2 separate regions of the Homo sapiens genome follow, and region 2 is linked to region 1. The links are chromatin loops, found by intact Hi-C in ENCODE. Cell type or tissue: PC-3. All regions are shown on one strand. Links, peaks and the distances in the headings refer to the core of each region. The heading gives the core; the rest is flanking DNA. Region 1 overlaps LINC01512 (long intergenic non-protein coding RNA 1512). Region 2 holds the start of LINC02537 (long intergenic non-protein coding RNA 2537).

Region 1 (10,396 bases), core at 1,522-9,521:
CCAAAACAAGGAAAGGGTAAAACCAAGATGTCAAAGGCCCCGCTGGTGTGGAAGCAAATTTCTGCCTCCACCAGCTGGATGGCTGCTACCCCTGTACAGGTTCCTAACACTGGAACAGGGATCAACCCAAGTGCTTGGGGCTCACCATGTCCTCCTCCCCAGCCAGGACAGCAAGTGGAAGACACAGGCGAGCTGAAAGAGGCTCACTGTGTGCCCAGCCCTAACCCCCTGCCTCATTGGCACCAGGCACCCAGGACTCCTCAGAACTCAGAGCCAGGGTTTGGGCAGCCTCCTCGTAGTGCTCCTTGAATAGGATTTATAGGACTTGCACCAGGAGCTTTGGGCCATTCCAGGGGACATTGCTTTGGGGGAAAAAAGGACCCAATATGGGTATCTAGAACTTGAAGCATGTCGTCAGAGATCGGAGCTCCAGGGAATTGGAAAATTATGCTTCAGAGGTTCCCAAGGGAATGATGGCCTGAATCCCACTCCTCCCCCAAAATAAAGCTCCTTTGACCTCTTTCGTATTTTGGGCTCCACTTAGTACCTAATTGAATGAAAGATTTTACTGCTAAAAAGCAACCGAGAAGTTCACTGATGGAGTTCAACTCTCTTATTTCACAAACGAAGAGACTGGGCTTCAGAGAGGACTGGCGAATGCAGTGGCTCAGAGATCAGAGCAGAGCTAGAGTTAGGCTCCTGGCCAAGTGCTTGCTCTTCCAACCTCGCCTGTCTACAGCCATTCCCCAGTGGGTCACCAAAGCTGGTGTCATAAAGATTCTGTCAAAATCACCTAGGCAGCTTGTCAGAATTTGAAACTTGGTCATCTGGATTCTTTGTAAGTTCCCCGGGTGATTCTAATCCATACCTGGGACTGGGAACCAGTGCTCTGGGCCAAGAAGGATGCTCCCAAATCGCTAACATAGAACCACATGCCTGGAGTGTGACCTTGGGTGGATTACTTTTCTCTGTATCTCAATTTCCTCATTAGCTAGAGAATAACAAGAGTGCCTGGTACTCAGCATTGCTGTAATGTCAAATGAGTTGGCCTATGACTGGCACAGGCCTCATCTTCTACACTGTGCCACTCTGCTCCTTCCTCACTGTGCTCCAGCCACAGCAGCTCTCTGGCTGTCCTTGAACTCAGCAAGCACGTTCCTGTCCCAAGGCTTTTGCAATTACTATTCCCTCTGCCTGTCATTTTTGTCCTCCAAATAGTCCTATGCCCCCTCCCATGTCTCCTTCAGGGGCCTGCCCAAATGTCACTGAATCAGAGGCTTTCCGCTCTCCACCCTTTCTCTTCACTTACTTTTTACCACCTCACCTATTTTCTTTTCTTCTCTGTTTTGTTGTTTTGTTGTTGTTGTTGTTGTTGTTGAGACAGGGCCTCCCTCTGTCGCCCAGGCTGAAGTGCAGTGGCACGAACATGGCTCACTCCTCCCTCAACCTCCCGAGCTTAAGCGATCCTTCCACCTCAGCCTCCTGAGTAGCTGAGATGACAGGTGTGTGCCACCATGCCCAGCTAATTTCTTGATTTTTTGTAGGGATGGGGTCTCCCTATGTTGCCCAGGCTGGCATTGAACTCCTAGACTCAAGCCATCCTCGCACCTCGGCCTGCCTATTTTCTGTGTACTCACTTCTTGGTTTATTGTCTGTGTCTCCCACTAAAATGGGAGCTCCCTGAGTGCAGGGACTTTGCCTTGCTTACTGCCATATCCTCAGCACCTAGAAAAGTGCCTGGCACTCAATAAATATTATTGATTGAATGAATGAGAAGAAAGTACTTAAGTTGTGCCAGGTACAAAGTAGGCATCTACTATATGCAGTTATTATTGTCATTCACATTTTCACCTACATTGGGATGTGGTAAAGGCCAAATATGGGGCACAGCTCCACCCCTAAGGGTGGTGGAAGAAGGAAAGGTGTACCTCACAGGCTATAGGAGGCCCACATGAGCTGTGTGACCTCAGGTAGCTGTGTCCATATCCCTGAGTCCCGGTCTCCTGTTCCATCCAATGGGACAGCCATGCTTGTTCTGTGTCTCGCCATTGCTGAGAAGGGTATTCAGGCAGCCATGTCTCTGCTGTTATTTTGGCTCTTAACTCAGAGGCAGATGGGACTCAAGGACGGATACCTGAGTGAGGTCACAACTTAGGGATCTAATGTCACCCTGACACGAGAGCAAAGTGGTCACCTCCTTAGTGATGCAGACACAAGGACAGCCCCCTCACCAACAGGGGACATGCTGAGAGCTCCTGACACGTGAAAACATGCCTCACATGGCTCCCTCTCTGCCACCTCCTCACACTCAGCTTCTGTTGATTGTACTGAGGCAGCTGGGAGATCGCTGTCGGCAAGGTGCAGGCCCTGCTGGGCTAAAACACACAAGGCAGCCCCCAGTGCCACCGTCAGCCCAGCTCTGGCAGTCTGTCCACCCTGGAGGCCAACTTGCACTGGGAGCTGGCTTCTGGGATATTCTCCCAACCCACCCAAGGGCCAGGGACTTCCATGGAGCCTATAAGTGCCTTCAGGGTGGTATACGAAGCTGATAGGTCTGGTCCTTCCCTTCCCAGCCTGCTCATCCCTGCCCCCTCCCCTCACTACATGTATTCAGATGACACAAATGAATAAGTGAATGAATGGATGAGCAACTTTTCCAGACTTCACCCCAAGCCCTAGGCCTCAGGCTACATCTGCCTCTTGCTTGCTGTAGGAAAAGGCAGCAGTTCAACACAGAAGATGTTTGTGAGGGTTTGACTATGGGATGCTCAGTTCCTCCCCAGGGAGCTCATGGACTCCGGGGGACATGGCACATAAGGACTTGCTGGGCTAGAGCTTGCTCATGTTGGAAGGCACAGAAGAGCTGCCTGGAGAAGGGGTTCTGGGAGGAGGGGATACTAATACTAAAGCAAGGTTCCTAGGCTGCATCTTTTAGTTTTTTCTTTTTGTTTTGTTTTTTGTTGTTGTTTTTTGTTTTTCGTTTTTTTGAGACGGAGTTTTGCTCATGTTGCCCTCCATGTGCAATGGCGCGATCTCGGCTCACTGCAACCTCCACCTCCCGGGTTCAAGCGATTCTCCTGCCTCAGCCTCCTGAGTAGCTGGGATTGCAGGAGCCCACCACCACACTCGGCTAGTTTTTGTATTTTTAGTAGAGACGTGGTTTCACCATGTTGGTCAGGCTGGTCTCAAACTCCTGATCTCAAGTGATCCACCAGCCTTGGCCTCCCAAAGTGCTGGGATTACAGGTGTGAGCCACCGTGCCCGGCCCCTAAGACTGAACCTAAGTTGGCCAGGTGAACAAGGGGAAGGGCAGTCCGGGCAATGGGAACAGCTCGCTCAAAGGTGTGGAGGTATGAAATAGCCTGGGGTTTGCTGGAAAGGACCAATGATTCAGGGTAGCTTGGGCTGCAAGTAGAAGGAAGTGGCTGGAGAAAAAAGCACGGCCCAGGCTTGGGGAGCCTGTGGAGCCTACTAGGCCCTGGGACTTTTGGACAGGGGTGCCTTTGATGGGGTTCAAGCAGGGGAAGAGTGTGATCAGCCACAATTTTTAGCAAGGTCCTGTGGCTGCAAAGGAGCAAAGAGATCTGAGGGGCCAAGACTGGAGGTCTCTACAGTAGTCCAAGGGAGTAATGCTGGGGTCTGAGCGAAGGCAGTGCTAGTCGGGATTCCCTCCCGATCGCCTCTGCCTCTCCTTGCTTGTTGAGAATACCTACTTCTCTCCATCAGTTTGGTCCAGTCCCTCAGTCAACAGAATGTAGGTGTGAGGAGGTGGTGATGGGGATGAAAGTGAGGCCCAGAGAGAAGATTTGGGGGCCCCAGAGCAGCTGAGGGCCACAGTTCAAAAGGCAGCTGCAATATCTCTCCACTAGAGCCAGGTCTTACCCAAAGAAAGCTTCCTACAAGGCAATTGCCTCAGTTCTGTGCTTTTCCTTTCAAGAGAGAACTGAGTTCATTGAACTTAAGGGCAAATCTATATCCTTGTCCTTTCTTTGCAGAGATAATAAAGTTAATGGGATTATTTCCTGTGTACAAGAATAGGGCTGCTAAGAAAACATTGTCAAGTAAATGCTGTTTGCAAAGGCTAAACTGAAAGGCCAAATCTTCCACCAGGAGGAAGTAAAGGGTGTGTCTACACGGGCTCACGGGGAGCAGTGCCACCAGTGACTTGATTTGCCTGAGACTGACTTCCCCTCTGCTTCACCGGGCTCTGATTCATGCAGATGGCTAGAGGGCAGGGTTGCCAGGCCCATTTCCCTGGTCTCCAAGGTACCAGGTGAGCTGGCTAGTTGGTTAGTCTTTGGAAAAACAGAGTTCACCTTAGACTAAGAGAAGGCCCCAGCTGAACTTTAAAGATTGTCTGGATAACTTTCCTCCTTGTAAATGGAGAAACTGAGGATGCGGAGGGGGAGCTGGTCTCAGGTCACATGACCAGTTGTAGCAAGGCCTGGTGGGGAAGTAGAGACACAGAGATGGAAAATAACTTGCCTGGGTCATATAGCCAGCAGTTGGGTTGTAGGGGGGAAGCTGAGGCCCAGAGAGGAGAAATGGCTTGCCAGGCTCCTACAGCCTCCCAGTGGCAAAGTTTGGGATGGAACCAGGTCTTCAACTCCTAGGAGACAGCTTGCTCTGTCATCAGCCCAAGCTCCCATCCTCCCCTACTACAGAGACGGCTCAGGGAATCACTCAGGTGTATTCCTGTTTGCCGAGTCTCAATCATCCCTGACTGTGTCGCCACACCTCGAGCCCAGCAACCCTTTTAGATCTTATCAGTCCAGCCCCTATGAGGGCTCCTCACGTGGACCATCCTCAAACAGCATCCGTGTGCACAGGTGCACCAGGTGGGTGGAGCTGAGGGACATTCCAGCAGAGGGTAGACAATGGCTGGGTTAAGAGGGCTATCTTCTTTTCACACCTCCTGATTTCCTTGAGTTTGTAAATCATTATCCCAGGCTACACAAAGCAGGTATTGAGTAGGCCTTGTTGCTGTCCCTAGACACAGTAGACAGAGGCCACTCCGAGTGGCTCCTAGTGGCGGGGGGCAGCTCCCGGGCCCTCTGTCCCCCTTCCCGGCACTGGGATTGGGTTACCCCATCTAATCCCTGCTCCTCCATCCACCCTCTTTGTGGCCATTGTAATTTATAATCGAGAGGCATGATGCAACCTGCTAATTACATTGCTTGATTTTGAACACATCCCGGCTTCTCTGACTCAGGCGGCAGAGGGAGGAGGGAGCAGCAGGCGCTGCTTTGTGGCTTATCAGGCTTGGGTTATTCCACTCACACCCTCTCATGCCTCCCCCCAACCCTCAGCCTTTGTTAACCAGGGCTTGCATCACCTCCTGCTTTCCATTTCCCCGGAATTTTTTTAACGGCTTTTTTTTTATGAGCTGCTCTGTCTTGTTAGCTAATGAATGATTGTGGAGCAGTGATGGGGATCGCTTTGTGCCTCTATTAAATGTTACATGATTGCAATTATGAGTTAACAAGGGACAGCTAATAAAAAAAATAATCTATTTTGAGGCCTGGGGCAGACATGAGACTCGCTGCCTGGTTCCCAAGCTGAATAAATCAGAGCCCCAAGGACCACAGGCTGGACGAGGAATCGACCGAGGAAAGGATGGACGTTTGCAGGTCCCCGGGAAGCGCGGCAGGCTGGAGGGCAACAGCTTCATCCCCAGGCCTCTTTTGAAGCCTTCCCACCTATGTGGAGTGTTTTAGGCTCCCAGAGGCAGGTGTCTGGACTATCACAGTTGCTTCTTATCAGCCCTTCCTGTGTCCACCATTGCCCTGCAACCCCTTCTCCACATCACAGTGGAGTGATCTTTTAAAGATAGAGCTGGTCAGGCCGGGCACGGTGGCTCACGCCTGTAATCCCAGCACTTTGGGAGACCGAGGCAGGTGGATCACCTGAGGTCGGGAGTCGAGACCAGCCTGACCAACATGGAGAAACCCCATCTGTACTAAAAATACAAAATGAGCCGGGTGTGGTGGCGCACGCCTTTAATCCCAGCTACTCAGGAAGCTGAGGCAGAAGAATCACTTGAACCCAGGAGGTGGAGGTTGTGGTGAGCCGAGATCGTGCCACTGCACTCTAGCCTGGGCAACAGAGTGAGACTCCATCTCAAAAAAAAAAAAAAAGAAGATAGAGCTGGTCATGCCACTATCCTGCTCAAACTCCCTCAGTGGCAGCCCAAGATCTCCCTTCAGCACTGGCTCCTCATTTCAACTTCATGCTTTCAATTAGCCTATTCCCACATCCTCACTGTCCTCACCAAAACTAGTTCAGAATGGGGTTAGGCCCTGGAAAACAAGTGACCCCAAGAATCAGGCAGATGAGGGCCTGAGCAGTAGAATGGTGATGAGCTGAGTGTGGAGGGCCTGCAGCTGTTGTCCCTTTCCTCAGACTTACTCAGCAGTGCCCAGGACCATCACACCCAGAAATGGAGTGACGCTGACCTCTTCGTCACTGATCCAAGGAGGCAAAAGACAGGCACCTGGCTTGGGATCTTCCCTGAAGGGTTGCTGTTGTGTGTCCCAAGGCTTTGCAGGTGCTGGGTATACAGGAGGTGCTTAATAGATACACAGGCCGGACGCAGTGGCTCACGCCTATAATCCCAGCACTTTGGGAGGCTGAGGCAGGCAGATCTCTTGAGCCCAGGAGTTCGAGACCAGCCTGGGCAGCACGGCAAAACCTCATCTCTACAAAAAATTAGCCAGGCATGGTGGTGCGAGCCTGTAGTCCCAGCTACTCGAGACGCTGAGGTGGGAGGATCACTTGGGCTACGGGAGGCAGAGGTTGCAGTAAGTCGAGATGGTGCCACTGCACTCCAGCCTGGGCGACAGAGCAAGACCCTGGATCAAGAAACAAATAAACAAATAAATAAATACACAATAATAAGAAGAAGCATGCATGATGTCCAAACAGTGGGTGCCACAACCCATCAAGAAGACCCCAACTCGTGCCCTGAAGACTGAGCCTGGACCTGTTAACACAGCACACGGTGTTAACCACAATCCCGGGACATGGCAGAGTTTGTGTATGGGGCGTCCGGTGGGCAGAGAAACAAGACTCCTGGGTCCTGGTGTAGGCAAGTCACATCCCCTCCCTGGGCCTTGGTTTCCCCACTTGGGCTTGCACTCCATTCCAGTTGAGCTTCTTACGCTTCTGCTTACAGCCACCCCCACTGACCCCCTGCCCCGCCGAGACTGTGAGCTCCTTCAGTAAAAGCTATCTTTTCTGGCTCGGCTTCTAGTAGGCACTCAGTAAATGGTGAATTAACGAGCAGCTAAAACTAAATGCTCTCCAGGCACCCACTCTGTGCCAGGCTTGTTACCAGGTGCTTCCTATATGTTACCAGGAATCCTCCCACCAACACTGCTGGGAGGACTTCTGAATCCCCATGTTACAGCTGAGGCAACTGAGGTTCAGAGAGCTTAGCAATGATGTGCCTTAGGATGGGGCTGGGATGAGCAGTCTATATGTGGGCTCTAAGCCAGAAGCTGAGTATAAGCTGAAGTCCTCCTTCCCGGGCTTCTCATGCTCTGGCAACAGCAGGCAGGTGACCACGGGGTGGGAGCCGGCCAGGGCGACCACAGGCTGGGCGACAGAAGGAACACCGTCTGAAGACACCACTGAAGAGCATCTTCAAACACTGCGGCTGCACTGCGGGCTCTGGGAAACCACAGCCGCCCACATCTCAGCAGTCTGGGCCAGCCCAGGGCAGGAGGCCGAGCTGGCAGAGGCAGGGCTGCGGAGGGGCATGCAGGCGGCAGGAAGTGGGGTGGGGGCAGGGCTGTGCCAATCACCCACAGAAAGCCTCAGCCAGTGGCAGAACCAGCTACATAATTTGTGGGGCCCTTGTTCAAAAACTGTTAAGAATTTCAAGACGGCAACAGCAGAGTGTTAAGCCAAGCACAGGGTCTTTCTAAGTGTGGGCCGTTCAGGTTTCGTGTCCATGAAGCCATTCTTGGCCAGGGTCATTTACCCAGCTCCCAGTTTAAGGGTTTGTGGCATGGCATTTGGGTAGTAGAAGGCGCCATACAAAAGGTCTGGCCCCCTCCCCGCCTGGGCAAGGCCCATGTAACCCATTGTGTGGAGCATGGCAGGGCTGGCAGAGGGGCTGCGCAGCAAGAAGGCTTGGGCTGTTCCCCTCTGTGTGGGAGTGTGGACAAGCCAGGCCTGGACACTGCTATGTTGGCAGGTGCTGGGTATACAGGGAGTGCTTAATAAATACACAATGATCCAAAGGGATGGCAGGCATTTGGGGTTTGGCCTGCCCGGTGACTCACACCCACCCGGCTGCCCAGGGACACTACGTGGTTGCTTCCATGGTGAGTATGTCGGGGAAGGGACCGGAGCCCTCCCAAAGGCATCCAGAGTCCCTGGCTGGGCCACTCCCAGACCTCAAACCTGCAAGAGAGCCCACGTCTGCAGGTACCCAGAACTAGGCAGGGAGCTGGGCCTCCAGAGGCGGGTACACCATCAGCAGAGAGGAGCTTGGAGCCTGCTGGGAGCCTGCATCCCCAGGCCAACTTTTGGCAGTGGGGATGACTGTACTCACTGACTCATGGCCCTCTCTGCCCCACACATGGCACTCTTAAGGGGCTGGGCCGAGCCTCAATTTAAGTCTTTCACTACAGTACCCAGCATAAGGCCCTGCATACAGTGGGCACTCGGGAAATACTGGTTGAGTGAATACATGTAATCATGAGAGAGCACCCACTCTGCTTTGCTTGTCCTAGGACTGACCCCGAGTTTGGGGGTCAAGGAAAGGAAGTGCAGTATGCTCCTGGTAAGCAAGGTAGCAAGACATGCTCCATCCACACAAGGGTTTGGGTGTGTGCAGTGTGGGACGTTTGTGTGTCTGAGTGTGGGAAGGTGCCTGGGGAATGTACATGTATAGGGTGACCTCATGGATAGGCGTACATGCGTATGTATCCACGTGCTCATGTATGTGTGCAGGCGCTTAGATAGATAGGACGTGCACGCATGTGGGTGGGGCAGGTACAGGAGATGTACACACACATGCATATTTGTGTGAGAGGTGCCCATTCCCACCAGGTATGTGCCATGTGCCTGCATGCACAGGGGCACATGTATGTGGGAGTGTGCCACAGATGCCCGGACATCCTCTGCTTCCTGGACTCCATCTCCCAGCTGGTTGCCCTGCCCCCTCCATGGGCCAGCCCTGCGCAGGCAGCGCTCGTGGCCTGGCCAGGGAGAGAGGAGAGTCGTGATGCTGGGAGTGCAGGCTGCCTTGTGAAGTCTGGACCTGCGCCTCACTCATAGTGTGTCCTTAGATGACTTATGCAGACTCACCACGCCTCAGTTTTGTTGTCTGTAAAAGGGGCTCATGACAGCACTCCTTTTATAAGGTATACAAAACAGTGCCTGGTACCTAGTAAGGACTCCAAAAGGTTGTTTGTTATTTTCTCTTGGCTGGGGGCTGCTGCTGCAACAGACACCAGGACGAGTACTGGAAGCAGTGCTGGAGCCTATGTCCATCCATCACCATAAACATGATGGACAAGTTCCAAACACCGGCTGCCCTAGCCAGGGAGGCAAGAAGGGGTGGGGAGGGGACACTGTGGCCCCAGTAGTTCCCCTCAGACTCCTCAGAGGGCACTGAGGAGCCTGCTGAGGAATCCCCAGATTTGGAACATACCTGTGGTGGGGCATGGCAAGGTGGGGGTATAAAGTCTCTCATGCCAGGCAGCTCTTTAAAAACAGTCCTCTTGGGACAGCGAAGCTGGGCCCCAGAGGCCACCCACTCACTGCAGGGACTGGCGGCCGCGCATGGCAAGGTAAATCACCCAAGACTGCCGTCTGGAATGTGATCACTGTGAAAGGTAACACGCATGTTACTGCTACATAAACACAGTTAAACTATTTACGATGGCCACAGCCTGGTGACCCCAGGAAGACCCTGCCATGTGGGAGTGGGTCGACCTGCCCCACCTCTGCTGTCTGCAAAGGTTAGGAGATCGATTTATTTTGGCAAGAGCCCGATCCTTGGCACCGTCCCACTGCCACCCAACCCAGGGGCCCAGTATTGGCCCAGGAGAAGCATCTTCTCACAGGCCAGAAAAATGTGTTTTGAACTTACGGTAAGGAGAAGAACAACGAAATCCCCTCTTTGTTTTATTTTGGCCCTTGTTCTTCGGCACAGTTTGCAGAGGACCCTTTTTTAAGTAAGCAGGAGTTTCTGTCACTACATCCCAAGGGTGCACTGGGGCAGATCTCCGTGTGGGATCCTGAGGGAGAAGCTGAGGTGGAAGACCCAACCCTACTCCCGGGACCCCCCGGGTCCATGGGGAGAACCAGCCTCTGCCCTCGGGAGCCTCAGGTCTGAAGACGGAGGCCCATTCCTGCCCAGTCCAAGAGTGGAGGCCAGTCT
Region 2 (10,396 bases), core at 1,685-9,684, 79 kb after region 1:
GGATTAGGGATCCATATTCCTTGTCCTGGGTACAGATTGGTTCCTAAGCTTGGATACAGACTGACCTCCTACTTCTCGGTATAAACTTAACGCTGGTCCTGGGTACAGACTGACCCTTAGTCCTACCTAGTCAAAGTCTAATCCCTTTAACCCAGAAAACAGGCTGACACATAACCCTGGTCAGAGCCTGACCCTAAACCCAGATCTCAGACCCTTAATTCTAACCACAGACTGGCCCAACCCTGCAGAGATTGTCCATGACCCTGACCACAGACTGACCTAAATGAGGCTGGTCTAGGAGTGCATGCGGGAATTGGAAATAGATGTCCTGCCCATGGAGGCCAGAGAGCTGTGTCCACAAAAGGACAGGGTGTGACCAGCCAGAGTTGCCGGAGTTTTGGCAACTTGTGTCTTCCATAATAGAGCTGGGGCATTGATGGAAATGGAGGGTGCTAGAACCTTGTGACTTTGGCCAGGCACCAATCATCTGCCTCCTTCTGTGCCTGCCTGGCTGCCCCTACCCTGGGGCTCCCTCCTAGCCCCCACCTCACCTACTGGCTCACTGAGACAGAGCCAAACATGAAAGGGAAGGTGACGGCCTGGCCATAGGGCCCAGGAAAATGCAGGTATCATTAACAGCCTGGAGCACTGTGGCCTGTCCACTCTCAACCCTCTGCTGCCCACCCCTTCCTGGAATAGACCCCAGGCCACATACAGAGGGGGCAAGCCCAAGGTATGATACCAGCAGGGCCAAGTGGACTGTCCAGATGGGTAACGGGGGCCTGCCTTCCTCTGGCCTCCACATAGGGGCCGCAGGTGTTCACATGGTTGGAAATGGGAGGGCCAATGCTGTTCATAGGCCGCTGTCTGGTCCACAGGACTCAACTGGCCCTCCGAACGCTATCCCACTTTCCAGCCAGGATTGAAGGAGATCCCATCTTGGGTCTAAAGGAATGGGGGTGAAGACTGCATCTTGTCGTTCCAGTTCCACCCCATTCTGGCATGGGAAGCATGTGTGGGCTTCTACTCTATGGGAGATTCATAGCCTCAATCCTTAAGGAATTCTCAATCTGAAAGGAAAACACAAACCCTGACCTCAGGGAGCTCCCAGTTTGACAGTGGAGACAGAGAGGCCCTGCATCAAGTAGAAAAACAACCCCCACTGCTCTCAAGCACACAGCAATGAAGATATGTATCCTTGGTGCTACAGGCAAGTAAGTAGGAAAGACTGAATGGAGTAGACAGAGAAGTCTAATCCAGGTGGCCTCCTTGGAGGAGATGATACTCCTGTCTGCAGGAAGACCACCCCACATACACACCCGTTCACTGGCCCTGCGACCACCCCAGCCCCAGGAATGCTCAGGGCCCAGACCATTTCCCTCTCTCTGCCCAGTGCCCGGTAATCCTGAGGCCTGTACTCCTTCCCCCTGGGGAGTTGAGGATGGGTGGGGGACGGAACGGGCCTCCCAGGCATTCCTCCTGCATTCCTGGGGCCATGCCCTCCTTCCTCCCGGCCTCAGCCTGGCCATAAACTATTTCAGGCTTGCAAAATCTGGTCTGCTGCTCTCTTGCTCATAGCCCCCAGCGAGGCGGAGGCGTGGGTCCAGGCCAGAAAACCCGTAGCACCCACAGAGTCCAGAGGGTTCTGGTCAACTAGGACAGAGGAAACTGGGTGACCTCTTGGGCAAATGAACATACAGGGGCTGGGGAGCAGAGAGGATGGGGACTGGCCCCTCCACAGGGCAGCAGCCACAGGGCCCCACTTCCCAGAGAATGTACCCTGGGAAAAGGGAGAAAGGACTGGGAAGACAGGCCAGCTCATGTTTGGGGGTCCAGCAGTGGGCTGAGGGTGTTCAGACAGATTACTTCATATGAGACTCACCTCCCTCCTGACACGAGGCCCCCATGCCCAGGTTCATGTTATCATCCCCACTTTACAGATGAGAAAATTAAGCCTTCGACCAAAGCTCTTTTTGGGGCTTATGTAACGCCTCGCCACTCTGCCCATATGAAGTGCAGGGACTGGAGTCTGGCCTTTTGCCTCTCTACACCAGCCCCCACTCTGCAGCCTACCCCAAATGTCAATAAATGGCAGTGTTCTTTCTCTGTCAGCCCCACCTGCACAGCCTGCCCTAGACACCCAGTGCCCAGAGCCTCCACAGTACTCGTTCACCCTCTCCTCCTAGGATTCCCCTCCAAGTCCCCACACCCTGCCTCCCAAATGAGCTTCTACCTTCCTCCCCACTGCCACCTCCCTGGTCACAAGCTACTGTGTTCACACTCCCACTCTCCTCAGTGCCGTGGGGGCTTCCCTGATTCTGCTCTGGGAGTTCCTTGGAGAGGACTCTTAATTCTCATCCCTAGCTTCTCCTCCCCTGGGGTGAGCTTCCAGAGTCAGCGCCAGTGGGACCTGGGTGAGGGGATCCCTCCCACCCCCCAGGCAACTGGGGCCCAGAAGAAAGGGCCTGAAGCCACCTGAGCCAGGGTCTAGGGGCCAGGTCTGACACCTTTCTGTTTCACCAGGGTCTGGAATGGAGAGGGCACATCAGAGAGGCGACCAGCAAATGAATGAATGAATCCCACCATTCTGTGTTTTAGATGCTGACGATACGACAGTGAATACAACATGAAAAAACAAGCACACTTCTCACCCCTATGGAGCTTTATTCTGGTCAGGCAGAAGGAGAAGGAAATGTAAACATGCAAGGTCAGGTACTGCTGTGAAGCAAAATAAAGCTGTGGGTACTGTGCGAAGGATAGGCTGTGTGTGTGTGTGTCTGTGTGCGTGTGTGTGTGTGTGTTGTGCATATTAAGTCAAAAAATGAATCTGGATGATCCTGGGCCAGGTCTGACCCCAGCATTGCCACTGACTGTATAATCTCAAGCAAGTCATGCCTCCCCTCTGGGCCTCACTTTCCTCATCTGTAAAGTGAGACCGTGGACTGAAAGGCCATTGTGATCTGGCCTCAGTCTTGACCCTCCAGGATCTAACACATTTTGCCTCTGTGAATTTAATGGGGGGAATTATAGGCAGCTTAGAAGCAGTTCTGAAGGAGAACCTCTCTGCTCCAGCAATTCCCTGAGGTTCCAATTTTTCTGTTGATGTCACATAATGTGCATAGATTTGCATACTAGGCCCCCAAACTCCCAGGGAAGGCACGTCTCAAAAATGTCAACGATTAGCACAAATGACTTGACTTATATTCAGGCCTCTTCCCAGAGCAAGGGGAGGAAGTTGAGGTCACCTCCAGCTACAAAGAAAGCAGAATTCTTTGCCCTGAAGAGGCAGAGAGAGGAGCCCTGCTTCTTCTCCTCTCCCTGGTGCCCTCCAGCCCATTCCCTCATCTCTGCTCAGACACCCCTGGCTGGACTCCCCAACAAATGCCCAGGGGGACCTCCTAAAGACCTACTCCGAGTCACTTGATGACTTTGCCTAAGCCCCTAACAGGAGCTGCGTGACCCTGCCCTGCCCTGTTAGTGTCCAGAGCAGCAGCTTTCAGGGTTTACAGAAGCCTGGGGGATCCAGAGCACCTCCAACTCCAGTCCCGCCACCTCAGCCCATGCCAGGCCAATCCTAGAGGCTCCAACCTCTAATACCTCCCAAGGTCGGTAAACATTGCCACTTCCCCTCACAATGGCCGCCTGGTCAGGATTTGCAAATCACACACTCACATACATACTAACACATACACACGGAGGGGCTTGTGCATGCTTTCACACACACAGCATACTCACTCATGCACACACAAACACACACTGAGGTGCACTGAAGACTCCCACCCAGGACAAATGATCTGTGGGGAAAAGGAAATTAATGTTCATAGGGTGCTTTACTTATGCCCATCTCGTCTAATCCTCTCCACACCCTAGGAGCAACTTTTTGGCACTCCCATTTTGCAGAAGAGGAAACAGCCTGCCTAGGTCTGCTGATTCCTGTCCTGGTGAGCTCACTGCCCCATACTCCCACCCTTGTACACAAATGGAGGTGCTCTTACAGAAGTTCTGAGCCTGATTCTGCTGCTGCTTCTCCAGCTAACCTTAGGTACAACTCTCCCCCTCCCAAGGCCTCAGTTTCCTCATCTAGGTAATGGGAATCCTAATGCCTTTCTTTTCTCTGCATAGGCTTAAACCAGATGGCCCATGACAAGCCCTTCCAATTCCCGTGTCCCAGAGATGCCAAATTTGAGCCCCAGTCACCCACCATGAACCTGCCACCTATTCCAGGAACCTGGCCAGGAAGCCCAGGATGGGCTTCTTACCTTGTCTTCCCATTGGGGTGGGTCTCAGAGGAGGCCAAGCTGGGCAGAGCTCTCTCTCTCATTGGCCCTCAGGTACCACCCCCATTAGTGCTGACTTACAGCTTTGCACTGCTGCTGACATCAGCACCCATCTGTCTGTTGTGGTAAGAGAGGCCTCCTAGGGAAACAGGTTTGCTAAATCTCAGCCAGGAAGGACCTCCCAGCTGGGCTGTTGGGGCAAGTTTGGTAAATACCCTCAACAGGCACCTTTGGAAGCAGGAGCGGGTGATCAGAAAGCAATGCCTCCCCCAAGCAACCCTCTCACCTCCCTAGCCACCCCCAACCATGATCAAATTCCTATCCCTGGCTTTGGACTTTCCAGCTGGTTCCCTGAGCTACTCAGCCCATCATCCCAATAACCAGCTTCCTACAACGTCCATCTCCTATACCACCATCCCCCCAACCACTGCTGTCACCATCCTCTGTCACCTCCAATCATCAAAACCCCATCCGCCCCCACCTTCCTCCTCCTTCTTCATTCTCATCCCTACCATGAGCAGCACTCATCCATTCCAACTCAAAAGGTCACTATCTAATCCACGATCTATCTTACTTCCTGCCTAAATTCTTTATGGAGCAATAAACTTCCACTGGAATGATACCCAGACCACAAATCTGGGACCCAGTGACAGTTCCAGGAGGCCATGGTGCACCGTCTGTGGCTCAGTTGGTTTCCAATGGGGTCTATTCATATGGCATCTGTAAACACTCACATGATGCAGATGCTTCCCTTACTTAATACCCATCTGGCCCAGGGTGGGCTGAGGGTGGCCCAGCTGGATGCAGCACTATCCCTAATCTCTCAGAGCAAGCAGCAAGCAGCAAGCAGCATACCTGGCTTGTTTAAACACACACTTTGCCAGATGCTGAAGAACAACTAAAAGTGATCACAGTAGATCTGCTACCCTGATCAATCTTGCCTGTCTAAAGCTCAGATAAGTCTGTATAGGACTCTGTTTCCAAATCTGTCATTTCTGATGGTACATATGCTGGACTTTTCCTTGCAGGGCAAGCTAAAGTCAATGGAGTTCACACCCCAAGCAAGAGAAGAGCTTGCCCTAGCCTTCATCCAGCCTCATGTGTCTGCGATTTGGCTAGAAATTGTTCAGGGGAATCTTAATTAGCATTCACCTGTGGTGTTGTGTTAAAAAAACAAAAAAACAAAAAACACCTCACTTCAGGTTCCAAAGTCTGAGTTGGAGTAAAAAGATTGTTGGAATCCAGGATCCACCATACAACTGCTAAGCCTGTTTCTTCATCTGTAAAATGAGAATGACAATGTCTACCTCATAGGATAGGTTTGAGGGTAGAGTGTGTTAAAGAACTCTTAAGGACCTTTTGTCAGACCCAGCTTGACCACAAGATTGAGCTGAATCTGAATAAACATTCTAGAACACTGCCAGAAAAGCTACATTTACTATCTCGTCTGACCTATGTAATTTGCAGAGTTCTTTTTACATGGGTTACTTCCAAAATCAAAATTAACGTTATTACTGATGCTCAGTTAAAACAGCGTAGTAACTTCTGATTATTTCTCTCATGAAACTACCTATTTAGTTTTATACAGTCATGTACCGCATAATGATGTTTCAGCCAACGATAAACTGCACATATAACGGTGGTCCCGTAAGATGATAATGGAGCTGAAAAATTCCTAGCGCCTAGTGACATTGTAGTGCAATGCATTACTCATGTTTGTGGTGATGCTGGTATAAACAAACCTACTGCATTACCAGCCACATAAAAGTACAGCATATACAGTGATGTACAGTACATAATACTTGATAATGATCGTAAACCACTATGATACTGGTTTATGTATTTACTATACTTTTTATTGTTATTTTAGAGTATACTCCTTACACTTTTATGTTAACTGTAAAACAGCCTCAGGCAGGCCCGTCAGAAGGTATCCGGAAGAAGGCATTGTTGTCATAGGAGATGACAGCTCCATGCCTGTTACTGCCCCTGAAGACCTTCCAGTGCAGAAGATGTGGAGGTGGAAGGCAGTGGATGTTAATGATCCTGACCTCAAATAGGCCTAGGCTACCGTATATGTTTGTGTCTTCGTTTTTCACAAAAAAAAATTTAAATTTAAAAACAGAAAACAGCTTATAGAATAAGGACGTAAAAAAGAAAATATTTTTGTAGAGCTGTACCATGCGTTTGTGTTTTAAGCTGTGTTCACAAAAGAGTCAAAAAGTTTTTAAGATTTTTTTAAGTTTATAGGGTAAAAAAGCTGTATTAAGCTATGGTTAATTTATTACTGAAAAAAGAAATGTTTAAAATAAATGTAGTGTAGCCTAAATGCACAGTGTTTATAGGGTCTACAGTAGTGCACAGCAATGTCCCAGACCTACACACTCACACACTCACTCACTGACGTACCCAAAGCAACTTCCAGTCCTGCAAGCTCCATTCATGGTAAGTGCTCTCTATAGGTGTACCATTTTTTATCATTCATACCGTATTTGTACTGTACCTTTTCTATATTTACATATGTTTTGTATGTTAGACATACAAATACTTACCACTGTGTTACAATTGCCTCCAGTATTCAGTAGAGTAACACACTGTATGTGTTCATAGCCTAGGTGTATAGCAGGCTAGACCATCTAGGTATGTGTAAGTGTACTCTATGATGTTTCACATGACGAAATTGCTCAACAATGCATTTCTCAGGATGTGTCCCCATCGTTAGGTGATGCATGACTCTACTCTGACATCCTCTCCAGCTTTCATCTGTTTTTATTTTTATGATGTGCTGAAGACAGGACATTGTATCTGCTCTTCCCTCTGTAAGTCTTGCCATGCCCTTTGGCCAAAGGCAACTCAAATATGGACTTCCTACTGTCACCATCAAGGTCACTATGATCTAAGTGTTTTTTAGGGCTTGTGCAGAGAAGGAAGAAGATGCCCCCTGCCTTCTCTGCTCCCCATCATGTAGGAAAGAAGACACAGGCTGAGCCCCGGGAGGAGAGATCAAAGCTTTGGATCTGAAAGAGTGGTTCCAGCCCAGCAGCATGAACATGGCCTGGGAATGTGTTAGACATGCAGGTTCTCAGGCCCCACCCCACACCTGCTGGATCAAAAACTCTGATTTCTGCACTTGAGCATACATCACTCAAGTTTGAGAACCACTGCATTAGAGAACAGAAACCCTCAACCATAGCATGCAGGAACAGCGAAGCCATGAAGACACATCCAGGTCTGAGGAAGTCATTTTAGCCTGGAAAGGAAAAGAAGGAGGGCATCATCGGCATAGGCCTGGGAGCCCCCCACACTCAGCACTCCTGAAAGCGCACAGACAGGGAGGTCTGGGGTCTGGAAAAACAACAGGAATCTTGGGAATTATAAGGCTGAGAAGGAGGTGGGGAGGAGGCAACGTGCCTGGCTGCTGCTCAGTCCTCCTCACTGGCAGGGGGTCCCAGCAGCCTTGTTCCCCAGGCCCATGCTGAATTTGCTAGTGATGCTGGCATTCCCAGCTGTGGTTCGGCACCAAGGTCCAGTGACCCCCCTAGACCCAGCCCAGGGCCATTTCCCTAATAGAGACCTAACCAGAGGGCCAGAGTTTGGGGTGCTGACGCATTGACTATGTAAGGGCCCCGACCCACTACCCCATCCACTGTCCTCCCTGCCCCCTCCCCATGTGCCTGGGGCTTTCCCAGGAGTTGGAGCCACACTGAAGGGACATAGAAGCCACAATTCTTGCCCTCAGAGAGCCCAGCAAGCTGCTGGGGAGATGGATACTGAAGACCACCAGTTCCCAAGTCCTAAACCATGTGCCAGACATCGTGCTGAGCTCTTTGTGAACATTATAGGATTAAATGAGACAGTCACCCTGAAACAGATACAAACCCAGAGCAGAGAAGGGTCAGCACAGGAGGAATCTAACTGGCAAGGTGTACCACGGGCACCTGAGAGCCGGGCAGTCAAGAAGTTTCCCAAAGGGAAGGAGGCCCATTGCTGACTTGGAGACAGAGAATATGGAGGCAACAAGTTCATCTCTGTCTCTATCTCTCTGTCTCTTCCTCTCTCTGTCTCTACCTCTCTGTCTCTTTCTTTCTATCCTTCCTTCTTCCCATACAATAGACCACTCCATAAATGGGCAACCTCTCCTATGCCAGACTATGATCCTGTTGTTAAACCCCTATTGAGGCCAGGCATGGTGGCTCATGGCTGCAATCCCAGCACTTTGGGAGGCCGAGGCGGGAGGATCACCAGAGGTCAGGAGTTCGAGATCAGCCTCGCCAACATGGTGAAACCATCAATAAAGAGAAACAACCTACTGATACATGCCACAACATAGATGAATCTCAAAAGCACCATTCTAATGAAAGAAGCCAAACAGAAGAGACTATACATTGTATACTTCTATCTATAAAGACTTTCTGGAAAAGGCAAAATTACACAGAAAAAAAGCAGATAGATTAGTAGCTGCCTGAGACTGGTAGCCGTGGTAGGGATTGACGACAAACGGTATGAGGAGAACGTGCTTAGGGTAACAGAAGTGTTCTAAAACTAGATTATGCTGATGGTTGCACAACTGTATAAATTTACTTAAATCATGAAATGTGTGCCTAAAATGAGGATATGTTCTGGTATGTCAATTTTACCTTCATAAAGAGGCACTGACAATGAAAAAAGAAGATGGCTGATGGAAGGCTAGCTAGCTAGACATGTGAAAAAGTGATTATAACAAGATGTGGATGATGTGATTATATTATATGTTTGGTGATGATATGGGTGATCACTGTAAAATTTTTTTCAACTTTTCTGTAGAAGTTTTCATGCTAAAATGTTGGGGAAATGTTAGGAAGCTCAAAGCAGGAAAGAGATCAAAGGATCTATGGTTTAGAAAGGTAATTTTGGCCACCAGGATATTAAAGTGAAACCACTGACAATGGTGTTGGTGAGGACGTGAAGAAGCTGGGACTGTCATATGCTGCTGCTACAACCACTTTGGAAAACTCGCAGTGTCTATGACACAGTAATTTCACTCCTAGGTATTTAGTAGAAACGTGTACACTTGCACACCACAAGGCAAAGATAAGAATGTTACAGCAGCATTATCCATCACAGCCCTAAGCAAGCAACAACCCAAAGATTATCAGTAGAATGGATTAAGAATTGCATAGTCATACAATGGGACACTATACCACAATGAGAATAAGTGAACCGCACACATGACATGGGTGAATTTCAAAATGGTGAGCCAGAGAAACCAGAAACAATCAAGTTCATCCAATGTGATTCCATTTATACAACGTTCCAAAGTCAGGCCACACTAACTGTCAGGAATAGAAGGCAGAAGAATGCCTGCCTTTGATGGGAGTGACAACTGGGAGGGGACACCAGGCAAGGGTTACAGGAAGCTGGCAAAGCTATATTTCTTGATCTAGATGATGTGTTGCAGGTAAAAGATCACTGCAATATTTACTTATGATTTGTGCAGTTTTCTCAGTGTGTTTTTTAATTAGAGGGAAAAAAAAGTTTACTAAACAATTGGGGGAAGACAGAAACCTGGCCGGGCACAGTGACTCCTGCCTATAATCCCAGTATTTTGGGAGGCCAAGGCAGGAGGATCACTTGAGCTCAGGCGTTCAAGACAAGCCTAAGCAACATAGGGAGATCCTGTCTCTACAAAAAAAAAAAAAGAAAATTTAATTAGCTAGGTGTGGCCGTACATCCCTGTAGTCCTGGTTTTTGGGGGGGCTGAGGTGGGGAGGGTTGTTTGAGCCCAGAAGGTTGAGGCTGCAGTGAGCCATGATCGTGCCACCGTACTCCAGCCTGGGCAACAGAGTGAGACCCTGTCTCAAAAAAGAGAGGAGAAAAGAAACCTATTTGACCTTCACTCAAGGACACCCTCACCTTAAACCTGACCTCTGAGGGGCTTCTGGAGATGCAGCGAGTTTGCTTCCGCCCCTCTGAGCAGCCTGGGACAGTCTTCGGCTACACATCCAGCGTAGGCAAAGTCCTTGGCATTTGTCAGATCTGCAAGGTCAGAGGAGAGGAAAGAGGCATTGGAGCCTTTGATGCAGGATAGCCCACAGAGCCCGCAAAAGTCCTAGAAAGTTTGGCTGCCACCCTAAATCAGA

The links. Peaks named below come from ENCODE experiments on the same cell type or tissue, not always from the same donor. Only the 100,000 strongest peaks of a DNase experiment are listed, where the experiment ranks them.
Region 2: a loop joins it to region 1, with 2.9 times the contacts of the local background. A loop is called at or near these places in 5 of 110 quality-filtered maps.

The regions. Positions count from the first base shown.
Region 1 is chr6:43,921,703-43,932,098 of GRCh38, reverse strand. All of the region lies in intron 1 of LINC01512 (long intergenic non-protein coding RNA 1512), which reads right to left. Among named protein-coding and RNA genes, the nearest start is that of LINC01512, 36 kb to the right of the region's middle. RefSeq lists enhancers at 5,812-6,545, 7,570-7,629. In PC-3, for the core only: CTCF peaks have their summits at 4,354 and 4,561; DNase peaks (open chromatin) are centred at 4,188, 4,668 and 8,538; H3K27ac peaks cover 1,293 bases.
Region 2 is chr6:43,842,407-43,852,802 of GRCh38, reverse strand. LINC02537 (long intergenic non-protein coding RNA 2537) reads left to right here and starts at 470. Exons shown (of 4, transcript NR_149142.1): 1 at 470-626; 2 at 2,599-2,707; 3 at 3,871-4,042; 4 at 6,981-7,927. LOC105375070 (a long non-coding RNA gene) reads right to left here. Exons shown (of 3, transcript XR_007059588.1): 2 at 10,170-10,292. RefSeq lists enhancers at 167-813, 814-1,460, 1,461-2,107. In PC-3, for the core only: no CTCF peak of the experiment used is centred there; a DNase peak (open chromatin) is centred at 6,092.